2 separate regions of the Homo sapiens genome follow, and region 2 is linked to region 1. The links are chromatin contacts, found by Hi-C or POLR2A ChIA-PET in ENCODE. All regions are on one chromosome and are shown on one strand. The core of a region is the stretch at or near the end of the contact, and the rest is flanking DNA. Distances in the headings are between cores, read along the strand shown.

Region 1 (4,931 bases), core at 1,262-3,761:
AGGATGCCTTTTTTGATTACCCCAAATCTCAAGATCCCAGCGGGGCTGGGATGAAGCAGAGGATGCCCTGGCCTTCCCACTGCCCATGCCCATGGGTGGGTCCATGGCAGCAACAGTCCACCTTCATGGGATGAAATGCTGGGGAAGACTGCAGCTTTAGAAGTGCCAAGAGACCCCATCTCTACTAAAAATACAAAAATTAGCTGGGCGTGGTGGCAGGCGCCTGTAATCCCAGCTATTCGAGGGGCTGAGGCAGGAGAATCCCTTGAACAAAAACGGGAGGTGGAAGCTGCAGTGAGCCAAGACTGCACCATTGCACTCCAGCCTGGGAGACAGAGTGAGACTCCGTCTCAAAAAAAAAAAAAAAGAAGTGCCAAGGGCCTTTGAGAACCCTCTTATTAACTAGGACCTTAATTCAAACAAATAGTTTCTAAATACCACAACTTCCTGAGGATTAGGGTCTCTGATGCCCTTAAAGAAAACAAAACAAACAAACAAAAACAAAACAAAACAAAGCAAAAACCTTAATTTGTCAAGACCCGGCACCTTGGAAACTCAAAATTCAAGATCTGACGTCTTTTGCTTTTTTTTTTTTTTTTTTGCACTCTGGCTGTGGCTATCCTTCCCTTGTGGCAGGAGAGGGTGGCTCTATGTTAAATGATGAAAGAGGGGCAAATAGAGGGATTTTCCCCCTTCTTCTCCCTCTTTCTTGCCAAATGAGGAACTAGGATGGCGGGCTTTAAGTTTAAATTAAGTTGTGTCTCCTTTGTACCTATGTGCCAGGCTTTCTACTAGGCAGTGGGGCATAGTGATGGGCTAGACAGACACGCAGAGAAGGTGCAGATGGTCTAGTGGAGACATGGGGAATTGAAGTTATGCCAGTAATTATGTAAATACAGTTTAGTTCAGGATAATATGAAAACATATAAGTAGATGGTTGTCCTCAGTCAATGGGGTTAGGGAATAATACTGACCATCTAGTGCTCTGTAAAGGGTTGAGCATAACATAGGGCCTAGTGCTTAAGAGATACTCAATAATGCCAATTCCTTCTTTCCTCTCTCCCCAAGTGTATGTGCTAGTGTATGCGTGTGCACATACAGTTACCACTGAGACTTTTTCTTTCTCTTTCTTCAAGAACACCTAATCTGAAAAAGACCCATAAAAACTCAGAAGTAACTTAATGTTGCCTGTTTTATGTCTTCTTTTAACTGTCCTACAGGCACCCGTTTTTAGCTACTCTGGGAAACTGAAAACCTAGGGTCCTTTGCTCCTAAAGCCATAAGGGCCCAATACAAAGGGAAAAGAAATATGGACAGTTCATTTCATACTGAATTTGGAAATACAGAGATCATCTAGTTTTGTCCCCTCATTAGGTACAAATAAAGAAACAAGACCCAGAGAGTGTGAAACACTTGCCCAAGGTGACAGTTTCCTTGGGTGACCCTTCTAATATATGGTAGCTTTTTGTTGAAGCTGAAATCTTCCCGTTAGCTGTAACTTTTCAAATATACTTAACCTGCTAAGAGGGGACACCTCCCCTGTTAGCACACTGCAAGCCATCTCAAGCCACCTAGGAATCCTCCTCAGTTCAGGGACCCACCAAGTAAGGGACCTGGGTACAGCAAGGGCCCCCTCTTTCCCTCTCTACAGAGTAGCTTGCTTAGTTTCAAACCCTGAAAACAGATACCAACAAATAAAATGCCTAAAGGCTTACATGTCCTGTTTATATTCCAGGCATAAACAGCAAATTTTTAAAAGGAAGCAATAAAAAGATCGCAAACCCAAGGTTAAAGATTTCCAACCCCTTTCCATCTTGGAGTTTTCCACACAGCTGCTGCAGCACTGGGTTTATATGTGGTAAATTCATGGAGTCTGACCATATCTGTAACTGAAATTTAACACAACAACCATGTTCCTGAGGGGGAAGATAATAGGGAATTTTCACTACTTTCGGAGACTTTTCTTTCTAGAATGTTTAAAAATTATTATACCACCTTTGTAATCAGAAAAAAAGAAAGGGTTTTACAAACACGAATTTCTTAGGGAAGATTTATTTCTTCACCTATATTTGGAGCAAGGAGCTGCTTTTAAAGCTCTGAATACTCTGTCAAAGTTCTTTGAGTAAAAATGAAACAGCATCTGAATGGAGCCCATTTGTGAGACTGGAGGCTCCGACTAGCCTTAGGCAGTTTCAGACAAGGCCATAATTTTCAGAGCAAGCTCACATATATCATTATATAAAAATAGACATTTTGTGGCCAACAGGCTGGAAAGCAAGCTCTCCAGAGAGCTCTGCCTCCAAGCTCTGCTTCTCCCTGGGGGTGTTGGGCAGGGGAGGAGAGTAAAGTTCTACTTACAAGACCAAAGTTTCCTCAAAATCCAGTGGTCCTCAGTCAGAAGCGGAGGCAGAATTTAAGAAACCAGGATTCAAGGTTAGCAGTCCAGACCTGTGGTGCGGGCAGGATTCTCACTTTACCCTCCTCTCTGTCTCTTCCCCGTGTCTCCTAAATGAAAAGCACTTTGAGGTTTTAGTGGGTGTTTCCCATGTCTCGGGCCAAGTAAGTCCCCATTTGTTGTAATCCAATGCTCAGCCTGATGATGTCAACCACACAACTCACTCACTCAGTTTCCACCTCTCTGTCCACAGGAGAGATCCATTTCCTTTGGACAATGAGCCAGGGGGCTGTAACTGCATCCCAGGCCACCACGCTTGCCTAATATCCTTCCTTCAATTTTCAACCCTGCAGCTTTAGTGACAAAAGGCTTCCTATCCACTCACTGAGCCAGGGTTCCTGGGTAAATTCCTTTGCTTCTTAGTGGGTTGTCTGCTTTCCTGTGTGTTTAATTCCTTTCTTTGGTATATAATATACTAGTTAGGGTGGAGATCTTCACCCCACCCCACACCCATCTCTTTCTTCCTGCCCAATTTTCCAAGTTGTTTCATTTCTCCCAGGTCTCCTAGGTACATGCTGGGCACAGTACATGAGTTTGTCCTTCATGTAGGGGAGGTGATGTGTGCCCCCGGGGAAGGCTTGGAAACAGCACTGGTGTGTCCCCTGGGAAACTGGGTTCCAGTCTTGGTCAGGCCTTCAACTGAATGAATGACCTCAAGCAAGTCACATCCCTCTCTGGACCTCAGTTTCCCTATCAACAAAATGCTGGCTTTGGTGCTTTCCACTTCTGAGATTCAATGAGTAAAAATCAGTGACTGGGGAACTTATAAACAAATGCATTATAGAGCATTTTACTACAAGCTACCCAACTACATGCTTGAGGGAAGGAAGAACCCTGGAGAAGTCAGAGGCCACTGCCCAAGATGCCAGGCTCAGCTGGGCACCTTTAACCCCCTTTATGAAGGAGATGAACAGATTCTCTGGGAGTAAAACCAAAAGAATTCACTGAACAAGTCCTTAGGGACATGAAAAGCAGCAGCATAAACTACAAGATAAGACAAACAAGTAACAGGCTATAAGTGTCCTTAGGGACCAACATGGAACAGCAGTGGTTACGAGAGATCATTTCTTGCATTTGGAGAGTGCTTGATGGTAAAGACAAAGAACATCTCTCTACTTTCGTGTACAATGGGGAGCGAGTGACATGCATAGTGGTTAGGAACATCATTTGGGAGCCACAGATGTGGATCTGAGTCCTGTCTGACTTAATTTCTCTGAACTTCAGTTTTTTTAACTGTCAAGTGGGATACTAGTGCCTCTGTTTTAGGATTGTGAGAATTAAAAAACACATGTAAGGAAACTGAAAGTATTTGGTACATACTAAGTATTGAATAAATGTTTGCTCTCGTTGTACATAATCTCATTTGATTCTCATAACATCCTTAGGAGAATCAGATAAGTGCTATGAGGCTACATTATTAATCTCTCCTTCCTGGATAAGAAGACATATACAGAGAAGTTAGGTGACATGCCCAAGGTCACACAGCTCAAAACGAAAGGGACAGAATTAGAAATGAAGCCTCAACTCCTAACTAGGTCAGCACACATGCCACACACATGCCAATGCCAATGCCATTTCTCAAAGTGGTTGCCGCAGCCAGCCTGGGAAAGGAAACACTCAGGCCACTAGGTCAGAGAGGCTGCTTTCCTTGCTTTGCTACCCAAATCCTGTGTGGCCTGAAGCAAGACTGGGCTTCAACTAACTCCCTCAAAAGGAGCAGATCTGATCTGTTTCAATGCCACTTTGATGGTGATGGGAAGGTAGGACCGGAGCTTTACTGGGAAAGCGGCTCTCTATAGGTAAGGAAGAGGCTGTGGTAATTTGTGGTTTAACAAGAATTTTTATTAGTTCTCAGAAAACACAGATGCTTATCAGAAAACATCCAAGAAAACAGGCTATATTAGGAGGGAGTTTGTCAATCTGAAGGCTTTTCAACAATGTGACAATGTGACGTAGGACTGCTGTGGAATAAAAACCACACCAGCCTGGCCGGGCGCGGTGGCTCACACCTGTAATCCTAGCACTTTGGGAGGCCGAGGTGGGTGGATTGCCTGAGCTCAGGAGTTTGAGACCAGCTTGGGCAACACGGTGAAACTCCATCTCTACTAAAATACAAAAAAAATTAGTCAGGCGTGGTGGCGTGTTCCTGTAGTCCCAGCTACTTGGGAGGCTGAGACAGAAGAATTGCTTGAACCCAGGAGATGGAGGTTGCAGTGAGCCGAGATTGCACCACTGCACTCCAGCTTGGGCGACAGTGAGACTCTGTCTTTAAAAAAAAAACAAAAAACAAAAAACAAAACAAAACAAAAAAACACCAGCCTGGTAACCCACAGAGAGCAGCCGTTCACAGCTCAGAGAGATGTGGGCTTCCTTCTGGTCCCTAGACCTTCTTGCTGTGCTTTGGTTTCCCAGTGTAAAATGAGAAGAATAACAGCCTTACTCTCCAAGGTTCTTGTGTGGGTTATGTGCCTGGCAC
Region 2 (4,931 bases), core at 1,781-4,280, 470 kb before region 1:
CTTTAGGGACAAAAAACAGGGCATAAGGGAACTTGATGGGATATTAGAAATGTTCTATAGCTTGATTATGGTGGTATTTATACAACTGTATATTTCTATTAAAACTCATCCAACTGTACACTTAAAAGGAGCATGTTCTATAGCATATAAATTAAACCTCAACAAATCTGACTTTACAAAAATATTACATAGCAAAAAATTGTGGCAGGTAGTTGAAATAGTATTTAAAGGAAATTTTACAGCCTTAAATGTATGTTAGAAAAGAAAGATAATTGGGCCCGGCGCGGGGGCTCACGCTGGTAATCCCAACACTTTAAGAGGCCGAGGCAGGCAGATCATGAGGTCAGGAGTTCCAGACCAGCCTGGCCAACATGGTGAAACCCCGTCTCTCCTAAAAATACAAAAATTAGCCAGGCATGGTGGTGTGCACCTCTAGTCCCAGCTACTCGGGAGGCTGAGACAGGAGAATTGCTTGAACCTGGGAGGCAAAGATTGCAGTGAGCCAAGATCATGCCACTGCACTCCAGCCTGGGCAACAGTGCAAGACTCCGTCTCGGGGAAAAAGAAAACAAAAAAAAAAGAAAGAAAGAAAGAAAAAGAAAAGAAAGATAATTAAAAATTAGTAAGCTGAATTGTCCAAGTGAAGAAAAGAGAAATAAACCCATAGAAAGCAGAAAGAAGAAAATGATGTAAGAACATAAATTAATGAATTCAAAAGTTAATGTGCAGTAGCAAGGATCAACAAAACCAAAAGCTGGTTTGGGCTTAAAAAAAAAATTACACTTTGATAAGACTGATCCCCACCCCCCGGAAAAAAAAGAAGAAACAAATAACAGGAATGAAAAGCAAGCTATAAATACAGATACTGCAAATTTTAAAATCTGAAACTTGATGCCAATAAATTTTTAAATGTGCATGAAATTAAGATGTCTTGGGAAGCGGCAGAGACCTACATCTGGAGTGAAACCAAACAAAACTGACTACTAAGAAATCTAGACCACAAGGACAAAGTGGAATGAGTAGATTGTTAAAAACACATACTCAAATGACAGAGCCACAGAGGATGAAACCATCTCTGAAAATAGAGACAACCATGATATTTCTGAATATACGTGTTTTCCCTAAAGGCAGGAAAATGAGAAAAAATAAGTTAACGCCCAACCTCCAGTTCTGACAACACGGCAGAGTAACAAGGTCACTCCTGAAACCTCCCCATGTAAGAGAAGCAGGGATATCCAGGGGCCAGAGAAATTGTGTACATGCCCATCCCCACCCCTTCTTTTGATGCTTATATTGCTATTCTTGGTAAATCAGGTGAAAATGAATACCAAGGGTAGTCCTATGGAGAGAAGAAATCACAAGGACAGGTGGGAGAGAAGGTTAAGCTCTGCCTGTATTGCCTTAATGAGAGGGCAGATTCAGGGACCTTGTTGGACAGTGATTACAGGAATAGTAACAATAGCAATAATAAAAGCCAGAATTTTTTAAGCATTAACTGTTCATTATTAGCAGCCATACATTAAGTATTTTATATGTATTAATCTCATTTGCTCTTCATTAAATCTTACAGCTATAATTATTAACCCAGTGCTACAGATGGGGAATTTGAGGTTTGAAGAATTATATAATCCATTGAGGTTAACACAGCCCGCAAGTGGTTGAAATCAAAATTGAATCAGGTTCTGTCTGACTCTGGGGTCTGTACTTTTTCCTTTTTTTTTTTTTTTGAAAAAAAAAAAAAAAAAAGATAGGGTGTCCCACTGTTGCCCAGGCTAGAGTGCAGTGGTGCAATCATAGCTTACTGCAGCCTCAAACTCCGGGTTCAAGTGATCCTCCTGCCTCAGCCTCTTGAGTAGCAGGACTACAGGTGGGCACCACCATGCCTGGCTAATTTTTTAATTTTTTGTAGAGACAAGGTCTAGCTACATTGGTCAGGCTGGTCTCAAACTCCTGGGCTCGAGGGATCCTCCCGCTTTGGCCTCTCAAAGTGCTAGGATTACAGATGTGAGCCCCGCACCTGGCCAGGAGTCTGCACTTTTAATGAAATGTCACCCAACATCTACTACTATTGGCTAAGTGCTTTCACACTCATTTTCTCAGCTAAACAGAGAGAGAATGAAGCACGGACAGCAGTAAAGCCTATATGCGGGGCAGCATTAGCATACAGAGAACCCACGATTTAGTCACTTGCCTTGGTAACAATGAACTGGCAAATTTTCCTAAACCCAAGTTACCATAGTACTAAGTAGTTAGGGGAAAGAGATGGTGGCTTTCTCTATCTGCAAAACGGAAAATCCAGACAATCCCAACTAACTTTTGCTAAAGTTCCTGTGAGAAGTAATCAAAATTTCATGGATAGAGGTTCCCTGGGGACAAATTTTGGCTGAAAAAAAAAACAAAAAACAAAAAAAAACTACTATCTTTACACACAGCTTTGAGCAATGATTTGAACTACTTCCAACTTGTGGAATTCCCTCTTCTCAGAAATGACTGCAGGTAGTCAAGCAAATGTGAGATGATGCCTCTTGTTGGAAATATAGCAAGAGCTGGAAAATATGTCCTTTAAGACCCTTTTCAATTCTGAAAGTTTATCATTCTCTGATACAGTGTTGGAACAGATGATTGAGAGAGACAATGGCTTCTAGGAATTCAAGACATGCCCATCTGTCACCTGTGCTTACAGTGAAGCCACACAGAAGTTAACTATGGAACAGTCCTTCCTAGGGCCTAAGGTGCTAGGATACTTATTGCAGTTCTTAGGCTCCATTTCTGAGCCAGTCTGGACTCAGCTCTTTTTCTCACCATGTAGTTGAGATTAAAATTATCCTGTAGTTTAATATCAGAGAATAAATGGCCACAAGAATGAACGCTAAAGAAGAAGCCTGCCAAGCAGCCATGGATCAAGCAGTCTCCGAACCAAACAAAGGAAATGAAAAACAGTCTCAGGCTCACACAGGCTGATACTGTTTTAAGCAACCTCTTGAGGTCAAAAACCGCAGGCATTTAAGTCCTGCTCTCAAAGCCATTTCAATAACTGAGTTAAAAACCCAGCTCAAATCAGCTAGCACGATCCACCAGCAGAACCAGGCTACTGTGGTTCTGAGACAAAGATGACATTCATTTACCATGTGGTTTCTCAGAAAGCGTATCTACACAGCAGGTTTCCCTGGCAATTTTGGATACATATGTCTTTTCCAGACTGCTGTTCTTGGCTAGTTTTCTGAAAGAAAAGAGCACAAAATCTCATTATATTCCAAAGCACAAATAAATTCAGTCTCAACATACTTTAAACCAAGCTTTACAGGAAAAATAAGAAGTTGAAACAAAAATAGTGTACCCTGTCAAGAACAATTTAGGATAGTCTTCTCACCAGAAACTGCTCGACAGGACTACTTCAGTAAAAAGCCATTAACAGGCAGTGCTGTTGACCTTGGCTAGCTACTGGGCATTCACATGGCACTGCCGGGTCAGAAACCTAAACACCAAACATAGTCTCCATTCATCTTTCTTCTAGCACAGAAGAAAAGAAACTCATCAGAAAAAGTTTAAAAAGCAGAGCATGGAGATTGTCCAGAAAGGTGGTGGCAAGAGTCTGAGAGCGCAGGTGCTGATGGTTAAAACCCCAGCTTAATTCACACACTCAACAGGCAAAAAAATGCAACAATAAAAACAATCACAAAGACTCAATCCCCAAACCTCCTGTTGACAAGAAAAAAGCCTGGCTTAATATATTAGAACGACCTGAAAACAACCCAACTCCAACCAAAAAAGCCCCAAATGTTAAATGCCAAGTAAAAAGAGGATGATTAAATCAATCAAAAGAATGTAATGTGATGGGCTACTATGTGACCCTTAAAAATGATTTCACAAGTGTTTTTAATGATATGAGAAAATGTTTAAGATATGTTAAGTGAAAAAAAATCAAGATTTATTATGCATGCAGAATGATCTCAGCTGTGTAAAATAATATCTAAGTATTAAAAAACTGGAAGGAAATGTTAAAATGTAATTATTATTGCTGGGGGGGGTGGAAGAGTTGTAAGAGACATTTTCTTCTTTAAGCTTTTCTTCAGTCTCTAAACTTTCTATAATGAGTGTGTTTTTACAACTAGAAGGTTAACAAAATAGCATTGTAACATTATAGAAGAGCAAACCAACACCAAAAAAGAAGAAAATAATAACATTTATTAAGTGCTTATTGCAGGCCAGCAGTAAGGACCATTGTCCTAAAGGTGCTTTACGTGCATTACAGGTTTAGTATCCCTTATCCAAGATGCCTGGGACCAGAAGTGTTTTGGATTTTGGATTTTTGGATTTGGGATTACGCAACCTGCATCTCATTTGATACTCACGACAGCCCTATGAAAGAGGTATGACTTTACCATGTTTGACAGATAAGACAATCAAGGGTTAGACAGGTGGCATAATAGGTGGAGAAGATAGGCTATGAGCCCTAACAGAATAACTCCAGTGGTTTTAACCACTATATGCCTCTCAACCACAATGGCATAATCTGTCTCCCTGCCTGCAAGCCTGACCTAAACATAAGCCTCAATGACAAAATCTACTTTAGAAGGCACTATAATAATTTAGGATAGTGTGACTGCCAAGGTACTAAGATACTCAGATAAATATTCAAAAGAGGAACTAAAACACCTCTAATGAAGCTATAAAAAGAATCCATGTGATAGAGCAATGCATCGCTGCAGTTGAAAACATACCAGCACAACAAATCAACCCACAGCTAAATCCCACTATACAAGAGAAGCTAGTAATAACTGTCAAAGAAAGACCCCTGGTAACCACTTATTGAACTACCATGAAAAAAGGAACTCACTAAAAGATACAATAACAATGAGCTAGACAGTAAGGATTTGAATTTGTCTCCCAAAAAGCCCCCTAGCAACAAGAGGCCTGGACCATCAAAGGCT

What was found. A loop is a pair of places that touch in the nucleus more often than their neighbours do. ChIA-PET counts read pairs that join two places held with the same protein, here RNA polymerase II (POLR2A). Pooled maps may share reads with other maps.
Region 2: a loop to region 1 is called in a pooled map, with 2.8 times the contacts of the local background. The contact joins the enhancer-like site here to the promoter of PKIG in region 1. A Hi-C loop is called at or near these places in 1 of 37 single-sample maps with no recorded cell type and 4 of 50 pooled maps. POLR2A ChIA-PET finds 5 or more read pairs at or near these places in 1 of 52 experiments (activated B cell).

What each region holds. Positions count from the first base shown.
Region 1 is chr20:44,580,159-44,585,089 of GRCh38, reverse strand. It overlaps PKIG (cAMP-dependent protein kinase inhibitor gamma), which reads right to left and starts at 2,511. Exons shown (of 4, transcript NM_001281445.2): 1 at 2,359-2,511.
Region 2 is chr20:45,051,375-45,056,305 of GRCh38, reverse strand. The region is part of intron 10 of STK4 (serine/threonine kinase 4); the gene reads right to left. Among named protein-coding and RNA genes, the nearest start is that of KCNS1, 47 kb to the left of the region's middle. RefSeq lists a silencer at 4,407-4,476. Within about 2 kb of position 3,030, at least 7 of the 41 ENCODE cell types and tissues checked have a DNase peak (open chromatin) inside an H3K27ac peak, as active enhancers do.